Regions from separate parts of the Homo sapiens genome. Here all the other regions are linked to region 3. A link is a contact called in ENCODE Hi-C or POLR2A ChIA-PET data. All regions are on one chromosome and are shown on one strand. Each heading gives the region's core, a stretch centred on a gene start or an enhancer-like site at or near the end of the contact. The rest is flanking DNA. Distances are from core to core; before and after follow the strand shown.

Region 1 (2,700 bases), core at 175-2,674, 170 kb after region 3:
GACCTCCTGAGATCCTTGGCAGTGGCTACTTTTGTTCCACCTGCACCTAACCATGCCATGTCGGGGGGATTTTATGCTTTGAAGTCTGGATTCAGCAACTCTAAGCTGGCTGTAGGAAATTAATTATATGGAAATAAAGTTGAAACCACAAAATCACCTGCTAACCAAAATTTGCTAAAATGAAATTTCCTTAAAACACCAGTGTTAATTCATTCCTCAGATGCATGCCAGGTGTGACAAATGAATCCTCTATGCTGTGGAGGTTGACAGATTCAGACTTTATGGAAAGAGGAACTATAGCCAATCCCAAACCTGGGTCCTTTCCAGAAAAGAAAGCTGTGCCTTCTGGCACAAGACCAAATTACCCAACCTGGGATCTGTTTGTAGGATTTTGTCTTATTAATTTTTATGGCATTTTGCCTAAAACAAAGGGCACACACAAAAAATCTGTATTTGGTTGATGTTTCAGATGAATGGAAGTTTAAATTAATAGATTAAAATCCATCCTTAGAATTCTAACACCGTCAAGATGTGGCTGGTTAATAGGTAATTTAATGTAGCTAAAAGAATAAAACTTGTTTAAAAACAGGAGGCTCTATTTTCCAAAACAAATTTTGGTGGTCACTAGTGTTAGTTACGAATTTTATCTCTCTTCTTCAGGATTGCATTTCCTGCCTCTTTGAGATTAGGCATGGCCACATGGCTTGCTTTGGCCAATGAAACGTGAGAGAAAGTGTCAGGTGTCAGTCCTGGGTGAAAACTTTATGCATGAGTGTGCTATGAGTCACACTTTCTTTCTTTCTTTCTGATGTTATATCCAGAAAGGCTTGTGATAGTGGCTACTGCATTGGCCTGAATCCCTGAGTAAGGGCCAGGGAAGTAGAGTCCCTGTCAACCCGAGGTGATCATGTAGCATGAATGAGCAATATAGCTTTGTTGTTTGAGGCCAGTGAAATTCTGGGATTATTTTTCCCCCATGTAACTGAGCCCATGCAGGAGTGACAAGTTCCTGATAACCTCATGCTAAAACACAAAAAGAATAGTCTCACAAAAATACTACATGAGGAATACAGTAGTCCCCCCTCATCTCTGGGGGATACATTCCAAGACCCCCTGTGAATGCTTGAAACATGGATAGTACCCAACCCTGTATATGCTATGTTTTTTTCCTATACATACCTACCTATGATAAAGTTTAATTTATAAATTAGGCACAGAGATGAAAAACTAATAAAATACAACAATTATAACAGTATGCTACCATAATCACTCTTGTGCTTTGGGGCCATTATTGAGTAAAATAAGGGTTCCTCAAGACAAGCACTGCAGTACAGTGACAGTTGATCTGATAATCTAGATGGCTACAAAGTGACTAATGGGTGGGGAGGCAGACAGCACGGATCCCCTGAACAAAGGGATGATTCACATCCTTGGTGGGACGGAGCAGGAAGGCTGGAGATTTCATCAAGCTACTCACAGCAGCATGCCATTTAAAATTCATGAATTATTTATTTCTGGAATTTTCCGTTTAATATTTTTGGACCACAATTGACCTCAGGTAACTGAAACTATGGGTAAGGGGGCCTACTATATTATATTTGGGAGTTGCATTTCTGATCAAGGACTAAGCAGCAAATAAACCTAACAATCATACATATGACCTGTAGGTGTTATAGAGAAACAATTTTACTTTAGAGTAGATATATTTATAAAATAGAAATTCAACAGCTATAAAATTTCATTATAATTTAAAAGTCTTTTTTATTTTTTTGAGACAGAGTCTCACTTTGTAACCCAGGCTGGAGTGCAGTGGTACGATCTCAGCTCACTGCAACCTCCACCTCCCGGGTTCAAGTGATTCTCCTGCCTCAGCCTCCTGAGTACCTGGGATTACAGGCATGCGCCATCACAACCAGCTAACTTTTGTATTTTTAGTAGAGATGGGGTTTCACTATGTTGGCCGGGCTGTTCTCGAACTGCTGACCTCAAGTGATCCAGCCACCTCGGCCTCCCAAAGTGCTGGGATTACAGGTATGAGCCACCATGTCAGGACATAATTTAAAATAGTCTTATGCAATGCACACTGATTCTGTAAGAAACCCCAACTATGCTGTGTCATTAGTTTTACCTTCCATAAATAATAGAATTTTAGAAACTTGATTTTGTTGTTGTTGTTTCTTTTTGTTGTTTGCCTTCCTTTCCTGAGCTTTGAGGAGCTCTGGTGGAGAGCAGGGAATGGAGGTGGCAGGAGGGGAAATGAGTTGATGCCTTTTTTATCTTATGACAAATATTCCTGCTAGGTTCTAAAATCATTCAAACTACTCTCAAAATTGCATTTGTCTGTTTCAAGAAGTCATGGCATCCAAATAGTTGAAGACCTCTTTGAGTATTTTCATTCTGCACACTTGTAGGGCGGGGATTCTTGAGTTGGATTTGTCTGGTCCACTTTCTTAGCAGGTTTGTTTTCCTCTTTCTTCTTCCCATTAAACAACAGTGGGTTACATTTAAGGTAAAGAAATTGGATCACAGAGTGTCCGAGGGCTGTGGGAAGGAGGGAGATAGTGGCCTTTGCACGTCTGCTTTGAGGATAATTTTGTGTATTTTTCGAAAAACCGTTCCGTTTATTTTTTAGCACTAGGTGGTAAAGACTTAGTTCCCACAAGCCTCCCTGAGTTGGTTCCTAGTTCTGGCAGCAGTGGC
Region 2 (2,700 bases), core at 68-2,567, 230 kb after region 3:
AAGTTTTGGTTAGGTCACAGTAAGGGGGAGCTGGGGAGATGCTATGGTTTTGATATGTCCCCAGATTTCATGTGTTGGAAACTTAATCTCCAAATTTGTATGTTGATTGGAGATGGGGCCTTTTGGAAGTAATTAGGATTAGATAAGGTCATCAGGGTTGGAGTCCCCATGATGGGACTGGTAGCTTAATAGGAAGAGGAAGAGAGATCTGAGCTGGCATGCTCTTGCCCTCTCACCATGTAATGGTGAGAAATCAATGTCTTTTCTTTATAAATTACTCAGTCTGTGGTATTTTGTTATAGCAACAGAACATGAACTAAGACAGATAATTGATACTGAGGAGATGGGCTATTGCTAGTAAGAAATACCTGAAAATGTGGAAGCAGCTTTGGAAGTGGGTAATACATAGAGGCTAGGCTCTGAGAATAACTCACAGTGGTCAAGTGGCCTAGGAGGTGCCTTCAGGGAGACCAGAAGCACTTGATGGGATAAATAGTGGTCATAAGATAGGCAGTGTAAACTACCTCACTCTTCCCCACTCTTCCGTAGCATCTGCTGTGAAGATACTGTTTCTTATGGTTTTGTTAGTGGATTTCTTTGTGGAGCTCAAAGTTCTGAACCCAGGTTGATTCAACGTGAAAATAAACATTGATCGTGCAGGCTCAAGGAGCCAGAAGACAGGGGTCGGGGGATGGAAGGCGGGACAGTGGGCAATTGGGCTCAGAGTGATGTGTCCTCAGTGAGAATTCCAGTTTTGCCATAATCTTCCCTGTGAAGTTCTGAGAATGAGTGTACAATGCCATAATGTCCTGGACTATGGTGGGGATGGTGGGTGTTCCCCACACTTGAGCAGAACGAAGCCTGTGTAAGCTGTGAAACTGTCAGCTTTGGAGATTAGTCATCCTTGCTCAGACCCTATAAAGCTTTTGCATTAGTTAGGCTGATGTTTCACTTTTAACTCATATAATAGGCTTCAGACACTTGGAAATAGTGCTTTTATCATTAGGTATGTTGCCATTTTTATTTTTTCAAGTTTCTCGCTCTCTCTCTCACCACATAAGTACACTTAAAGCTTTACCCTTGCTATGAGGTTAACCTAAGGCAGAGGGTATGTTGCCAGCTATAGGCCAAAAGTCTGGGTAGGCATGCGAGAAAGAAATATTTTGGTAGCAATATAGCTTAGGAAGTCAATATTTTTTAACATAAGTGACAGCAAATATTTACAAATTCAGGCTACTGTGGGTGTTCAGATTCTGAGTGAAAAGCAATCTCATGCACTGATATTTACTTTGAATATGTTCTCCTTTTTTCAGCACCCATGACTAATTCCCCTTTTCACAGGGTGAAGAGCAAGTTGGCTCTTGATCTAGCCAGAAAAAAAAAAAAAGGTTTTCTTATACTTCTGGTAGTAGGCATGTGGTTAGAATACAGGAGTAAGAAAACAAATGTGACTCTTAAAATTATAGTACACATTAATAAACGAACTAAACATCTAAATGTTGCTAAAGTGACTGAATCACAGATCCACTGTTTCTTACTCTGGTTTTTGCTAGAGGGGCAATGAACATGTAAATTGAGGGTACAATGCAGCAAATGAACTAAATTAGAGACTTTATTTGAGTATTGTTGATGCCGGGAGAGATGAGAAAAATAAGACAAACCTTGCCTTCAAGGAACTTATATTTGTGAGGAAAATACATCAACAAAGCAAAGTCAAGTAATCATAAAAATATGAACGGCTCTTTAACAGTAGAAGGGAGGGAGAAAGCTGAGCGTGGTTAATTTATACATGGAATGTATGAAGTTGTTTCAGAGAGGCAAGAAATTATTTGCCTCTCTGAGTCTTCCTGGAAACAGTCTCCCTGGAGGAGGTAGATTTGAGTATTGAAAGGAGCATTCTAGGCAGGCAGAAGGCATGAGTGGAATCACAGAGGTGGTGAAAGATCCATGAGAGTGAGATGAGTAAGCCAGGCTGGCTGATGTGAGGTTTTGGGATGGTGAATAATTGGAGACTGTGCTGGAAATAGCTAGTGCATTGGACTCCAGAGGGTCTTAATTGGTGGGACAGGAGCTTCTGCATGCACCATGAAAGACCTGCTCTGACACAGTGAAAATCTCTGCATCTCCCTTTCCCACTGAGTCATCTTAGGCTTCCCTCTCTGCTTTTCCCTTGAAGCCAGGAGTCCATTCCCAGTGGGCAGGCCCATCCTTCCTGAAATCCAGCACAAGATGAGGCCTGGTAGGTGAGTGTGCAGGGCCATGGTGCAGACTCCTCCAAGCTCATCATTACTCCAGCTTGGTCAGGGTCTGTTTGGAAAATGGAGTGGTGACATCCTCTTGCCTCAGGATGTGTGGAAGCTCCTTCCATGTATACAGTAGAAACAGAGCATCTCTGATCCTTTATTACCCCCAGAACCCACTCTCCTGGCTCCTGGCCGAAGGGCCTGAGAAGCAATTGTAAAATTGGGAGCTTGCCCAAAGGACCAGTACTATATAAAGATTCATTTCAAACCCTGAGCAAGGCGTTACGGATGCAGACCTGATAATGAGCCATTATGAGAAAATGAAAAGCACAGACTTTGTGGTGGTGCCCTCAGAGCTAAGTAATTCTGGAGAGTAATTATGAAGCAGAAGAATGATTATACAAACTGCAGACTAAACATTTAGGCCCTGTGTGTGAGGCCAGCTGACAAAGCAGAG
Region 3 (2,700 bases), core at 174-2,673:
GCACTCTACTCATTTCTTTCTTTTTTCTTATCACAACTTGTCATTACAATATTGTTTTACTATGGGTGGGGGGCAGCCTGTTTTCATGATCAAATTGTAGGTTTCATGAGGGCAAGGACTATGTCTATGTTTTTCATCATTGTATTCCCAGCAACTTGGAGATATTTGTGTGTGTCAGAGGTTTAATACATACTTGGTGATTAAACAAATATTCAAGAACTGATCCAGCTTCTATTTCTCTGGCTTCAGGACTTGCCTCAAATGTCCCTTTATCACAGGCCTTCTCCAACTACCCTATATAAAATGTAACAGTGTATCTCCTGGCTTTTACTCTTGATTGTGGTGAGAGATTTGGTATCCTTGGTCTGGGCCTTTTGTGTTCTCTAAGAACCTGGTTTGCCCTCTGCCTCTTGGCTCTACTGGCTGCCATGAGCATCTACACCTCCCAGCTCCAGCTCTCAGGGCCCCTGTCCTCATTCAAGGCCTGCCCTGCTTCATCCTGGAGGAGATGGGGCAAACTCAGATACAGAGAGCTTTAGCAACTTGTTCAAGTTTATACAATAATGAAGATTGGGCCAGAAGTCAGGTTTTGGGATTTGCACCCAGTCTCATGCCTTTTCACTCTATTATGCTAATCCTGTATCTCTGTTTCAAATCGAAGTGACTCATTTTGAGTTTTCAGATGAACACTCCAAGTATTATGGAGTACCTGGTTATTTGAAGTAAAAAAAAAAAACAAAAAACCAAGAATTGAAGCTTCTAGCTAGACAAACAAAGCTTGAAGCACCAGACAGCTATTGAAGACCAAATCTACCCACAGGGCTGGAATTAGGCACCGAGGGAACAGATGCAGGGAGAGATCCAAGCTCACAGCCAGGAGCCAGATGCTGGGTGTAAGCTGTCTGTGCCTGTCCTCCTTTCCCAAGGCCCGCCAAAGGGAGGCTCTGAGCTTCAGAGTGGGGATCTAGACTTCAGTTGCCAGTAGGTTCTGAAAGTGCTGCCCTCAGGGAAATGGTGACTTAGAAACAGAACTGCAACAAGTTTCAGTTGAACTCCAGGGAATTCCCTAGGTATGCCTCTTGCCTCCTCCTCATCTCTCTCCTTCAAAAGAAGGACATTTGAGGAAGTCCCAGGGAAGAGAGATGAGAAATATGGTTATGAAATAAAGAGAAATGAAGAACCACAGTATGGAGTACTTTTCTGCATTGGGTAGGATTTGTGGGTGAGACAGAGAATTGGGTGGAGGGCAGAAGGCCAGAAGGAGTAGGCAGAGGAAGGAGGGGGTGTTGAACCTCCTTCAGGCATCGAGCGAGAAACCTGACCTCGGAATAGTCACACTTGATCTCCTTTTGGCTTCTGTGTACCAGCAAAGCCTTTAGGTTTAGTCTGTTTCCTCTGTGGCAGAAAAGGAAGCCCAAGACAATTTGCATAGGCAGCTCTCAAGCAAAGCCTCCCTCAAAGAGTTTCTGACTCATCCCCATGACTTCCTCCCCCATCTGTCAACAGGGGAAACTCCAGGTGGGAGGTTACATTTCCTGCCTCCCTGTTATGGACTAGTTTCCTTCCTGGGAGGTGAGGCAGAAGTGGAGGGGACTTTCTCCCTCCTCATCATCCCATGCCTTCTCTCTTCTCCCGGTTCCTCTCTATCAAACTCTATGTTCCCATTTTGAGCTGAGAATAAGGAACAGCAGAGTTGATTAGAAACATTTTAAAATCAAGTGATTAAACTCTGATAATGGCAGAATTTCAAACATGAGTCAGTATGTAAATCCAATTGTAAAGATGAAGCTTTGAAGATATTTCTGTGTTCTCAGAACCTCAGAAGTTAATTCCTAGACATTGCTTCCTCCTAAGGGCAACTTCAGCACATGGTCCACAAGGATATAGGGCAGGATCCTCATAGAGGTAGTGGGCTACATGTCTCAAGTTGTAGGATGCTCTGGGTCCTCAAGTCTATCTATCCTCTTCCTCGAGTTCTGCACATCATCTTCTACATGCTGCTGGGCTCCTGAAAGCAGCACAACACCCTGACGGGGAGCTTGTTTGAGCATTCATTCTTTCTGTGTTTTGATAGTGTTAGGTAGGCCACCATCTGTGGGTTCTGTTTAGATCCACAGTTCTTCCTCTGGACATGGGATGTATCAAAGCAGGAAAGAGGCTGCCCATCTGAGCTTTTCATGATGTCGCGGCTGTGGCTCTGGCTGTTACCAGAGCTATACAGGAAACCCAGGGAGAGGGCTTGAAATGGTTGGGCATCAGGTATAAAGAAAAAAGCACTCAGAAGTATGGAATTTGTTTACATTGGTTCAGGGAACCAAAGAAGATTCGAGAATAGAATGTTCTGTCCTGTGTGCCCACTGAAATTAGAATTGTATGGGATTTTCCTCCAACACCCTGGTGGCTATTTTCCAGTGTCTTTTGCTGATTCCTCTTCATCTTCAGACTTGTCAAGTTTGAAAGGCTCTAAGACTCAGTTCTTGTTCCTCTTCATTTCTCCATCTCAGTCCATTGTTGACCTCATCCAGCTTCAAGTCTTTAAATACCATGTATATGTTGGCAACTCCTGGAGCTCTCAAATGTTTTCTAGACTTGTATGTACAACGGCCTACTGAACAGTTCTACTTGAAGGTCAGATTCAGCAAGTTCCCACTGAACTCCTGGTCTCCTCCCCACAAATCTGCTTCAGACATTGTTGGATGG
Region 4 (2,700 bases), core at 75-2,574, 210 kb after region 3:
TGTAGGGTTTCTGCTGAGAGGTCTGCTGTTAGTCTGATGGGCTCCCTTTGTAGGTAACCCGACCTTTCTCTCTGTCTGCCCTTAACATTTTTTCCTTCATTTCAACTTTGGTGAATCTGACAATTATGTGTCTTGGGGTTGCTCTTCTCGAGGAGTATCTTTGTGGCGTTCTCTGTATTTCCTGAATTTGAATGTTGGCCTGCCTTTCTAGGTTGGGGAAGTTCTCCTGTTTAATATCCCGCAGAGAGTTTTCCAACTTGGTTCCATTCTCCCCATCACTTTCAGGTACACCAATCAAACGTAGATTTGGTCTTTTCACATAGTCCCATATTTCTTGGAGGCTTTGTTCATTTCTTTTTACTCTTTTTTCTCTAACCTTGTCTTCTCACTTCATTTCATTAATTTGATCTTCAGTCACAGATACCCTTTCTTCCACTTGATCGAATCGGCTTTTGAAGCTTGTGCATGCATCACAAAGTTCTCGTGCCATGGTTTTCAGCTCCATCAGGTCATTTAAGGTCTTCTCTACACTGTTTATTTTAGTTAGCAATTCGTTAACCTTTTTTCAGGTTTTTAGCTTCCTTGCGATGGATTCGAACCTGCTCCTTTAGCTCAGAGAAGTTTGTTATTACCGACCTTCTGAGGCCTACTTAGGTGAACTCGTCAAAGTCATTCTCCATCCAGCTTTGTTCCATTGCTGGAAAGGAGCTGCGATCCTTTGCAGGAGAAGAGGCACTCTAGGTTTTAGAATTTTCAGCTTTTCTGCTCTGGTTTCTCTCCATCTTTGTGGTTTTATCTACCTTTGGTCTTTGATGTTGGGGACCTACAGATCAGGTTTTGGTGTGGATGTCCTTTTTGTTGATGTTGATGCTATACCTTTCTGTTTGTTAGTTTTCCTTCTAACAGTCAGGTCCCTCAGCTGCAGGTCTGTTGGAATTTGCTAGAGGTCCACTCCAGACCCTGTTTGCCTGGGTATCACCAGTGGAGGCTGCAGAACAGCAAATATTGCAGAACAGAAAATATTGCTGGCCTGATCCTTCCTCTGGAAGCTTCATCCCAGAGGGGCACCCGCCTATATGAGGTATCTCTTGGCCCCTACTGGGAAGTGTCTCCCAGTTAGGCTACACGGGAGTCAGGGACCCACTTGAGGAGGCAGTTTGTCCATTCTCAGAGCTCAAACACCATCCTGGGAGAACCATCGCAGTCTTCAGAGCTGTCAGACTCGGGCATTTAAGTCTGTAGAAGTTGTCTGCTGCCTTTTGTTCAGCTATGCCCTGACCACAGAGGTGGAGTCTATAGAGGTGTTAGGCCTTGCTGAGATGCGGTGGGCTCCACCCAGTTTGAGCTTCCTGGCTGCTTTGTTTACCTACTCAAGCCTCAGCAATCGCAGACGTCCCTTCCCCAGCCAGGCTGCCACCTCGCAGTTCAATCTCAGACTGCTGTGCTAGCAGTGGGGAAGGCTCCGTGGGCATGGAAACTGCCGAGCCAGGCACAGTAGAGAATCACCTTGTCTGCCGGTTGCTAAGACCTTTGGAAAAGTGCAGTATTTGGGTGAGAGTGTCCTATTTTTCCAGGTACAGTCTGTCACGTCTTCCCTTGGCTAGGAAAGGGAAATCCCCCGACCCCTTACACTTTCCGGGTGAGGCAACGCCCCACTCTGCTTCAGCTCACCCTCCATGGGCTGCACTCACCTTCCAACCAGTCTCAATGAGATGAACCAGGTACCTCAGTTGGAAATGCAGAAATCACCCGTCTTCTGCGTCAATCACGCTGAGAACTGCAGACCAGAGCTGTTCCTATTTGGCCATCTTGGAACCGGTCTGAGTCTGTTTTAGCCAGATCAAGTACTTGGTAAGTTATTCTACAGTGTGAAGCAGTTTTCCTTTGGGTACTTGGTGTTTCATTATTATTTAGTTCTTTGTCCTTCCTTTTCTCTCTTTCTTCCTTATCACATAAAATGTATATAATTGCCTGCCATATCAATACTTCTTTTTTTAAAGTTTGGGTGGTTCTGTCTAGGCATTCTATTTGCTCTGATGTACAGAGGGTTATTTCTTGATTTTTTAAAACATTATATATGACAATTTTGTTTGCTCCTCAGAGCTATAGGTTGGTGCCTGAGTATCCTTGTGTTCTACTCATTCTTTTACACACCAAGAGAATAGTAACAGAAGGAGAAAGCTCAGCTGTGTTAGGTTATTTCCACTCTTTGTTAAAGAATTGAGCCCTGCTCATTTTCTGGAACTTTGTTGATGGTCCTGTGTCAAGACCTACTTGAGGGATATTTTCCTTTCTTGTGGAAATGTAGCCTTGGCTCCTTAGACCATAGAGCTGTGGAGCTTTCTTTTCTGTAGGGTCAGTCCCTATTTCATTCTCTTTTCCCCACCAGTATCTTCTCCCCCAGTTCCTCATTTGGAAGGAAAAAGATAATGACTCAGTTAATTTCTTTTGAGGTTTCAGTTCATCAATTCAGAAGTACAACTTCCGGGGGTTTGGGCACAAGTAAAAGCAAGGCTGTGCACCCTCTCTGTTTCATTTCACAGTCTTCAGTATCTTTCCTTATTTTCCAGTTTTTGGAGTTTATGCATTAAGCATCCCCCCTTTTCCTGTTTTGTGGCTGCTAGTGACTTCTCCTCTAGCTTTTAGGTTTTATAATTTTTAAAAATTCCCCTCTCTTCCATGTTGTTAGATACTGGAAAG

What was found. Hi-C counts contacts between places; a loop is a spot of excess contacts on that map. ChIA-PET counts read pairs that join two places held with the same protein, here RNA polymerase II (POLR2A). Pooled maps may share reads with other maps.
Region 1: a loop to region 3 is called in a pooled map, with 3 times the contacts of the local background. The contact joins the promoter of LINC03063 here to the enhancer-like site in region 3. A Hi-C loop is called at or near these places in 2 of 37 single-sample maps with no recorded cell type and 6 of 50 pooled maps. POLR2A ChIA-PET finds 5 or more read pairs at or near these places in 3 of 52 experiments (OCI-LY7, PC-9 and naive thymus-derived CD4-positive, alpha-beta T cell).
Region 2: a map with no recorded cell type shows a loop between it and region 3 (5-fold over the local background). The contact joins two enhancer-like sites. A Hi-C loop is called at or near these places in 5 of 37 single-sample maps with no recorded cell type and 11 of 50 pooled maps. POLR2A ChIA-PET finds 5 or more read pairs at or near these places in 3 of 52 experiments (AG04450, T-cell and activated naive CD4-positive, alpha-beta T cell).
Region 4: a loop to region 3 is called in a map with no recorded cell type, with 5 times the contacts of the local background. The contact joins two enhancer-like sites. A Hi-C loop is called at or near these places in 1 of 37 single-sample maps with no recorded cell type and 3 of 50 pooled maps.

What each region holds. Positions count from the first base shown.
Region 1 is chr2:37,561,062-37,563,761 of GRCh38, forward strand. LINC03063 (long intergenic non-protein coding RNA 3063) reads left to right here and starts at 1,425. Exons shown (of 2, transcript NR_187223.1): 1 at 1,425-1,558. RefSeq lists cis regulatory regions at 456-1,052, 1,210-1,568.
Region 2 is chr2:37,623,359-37,626,058 of GRCh38, forward strand. No RefSeq gene overlaps it. Among named protein-coding and RNA genes, the nearest start is that of CDC42EP3, 47 kb to the right of the region's middle. RefSeq lists an enhancer at 1,828-2,097. Within about 2 kb of position 1,318, at least 6 of the 41 ENCODE cell types and tissues checked have a DNase peak (open chromatin) inside an H3K27ac peak, as active enhancers do.
Region 3 is chr2:37,389,153-37,391,852 of GRCh38, forward strand. No RefSeq gene overlaps it. Among named protein-coding and RNA genes, the nearest start is that of QPCT, 46 kb to the left of the region's middle. RefSeq lists an enhancer at 952-1,141. Within about 2 kb of position 1,424, at least 15 of the 41 ENCODE cell types and tissues checked have a DNase peak (open chromatin) inside an H3K27ac peak, as active enhancers do; they include OCI-LY7 and PC-9, where a contact is called at or near this core.
Region 4 is chr2:37,598,512-37,601,211 of GRCh38, forward strand. All of the region lies in intron 1 of LINC03063 (long intergenic non-protein coding RNA 3063), which reads left to right. Among named protein-coding and RNA genes, the nearest start is that of LINC03063, 37 kb to the left of the region's middle. RefSeq lists an enhancer at 2,225-2,314. Within about 2 kb of position 1,325, at least 5 of the 41 ENCODE cell types and tissues checked have a DNase peak (open chromatin) inside an H3K27ac peak, as active enhancers do.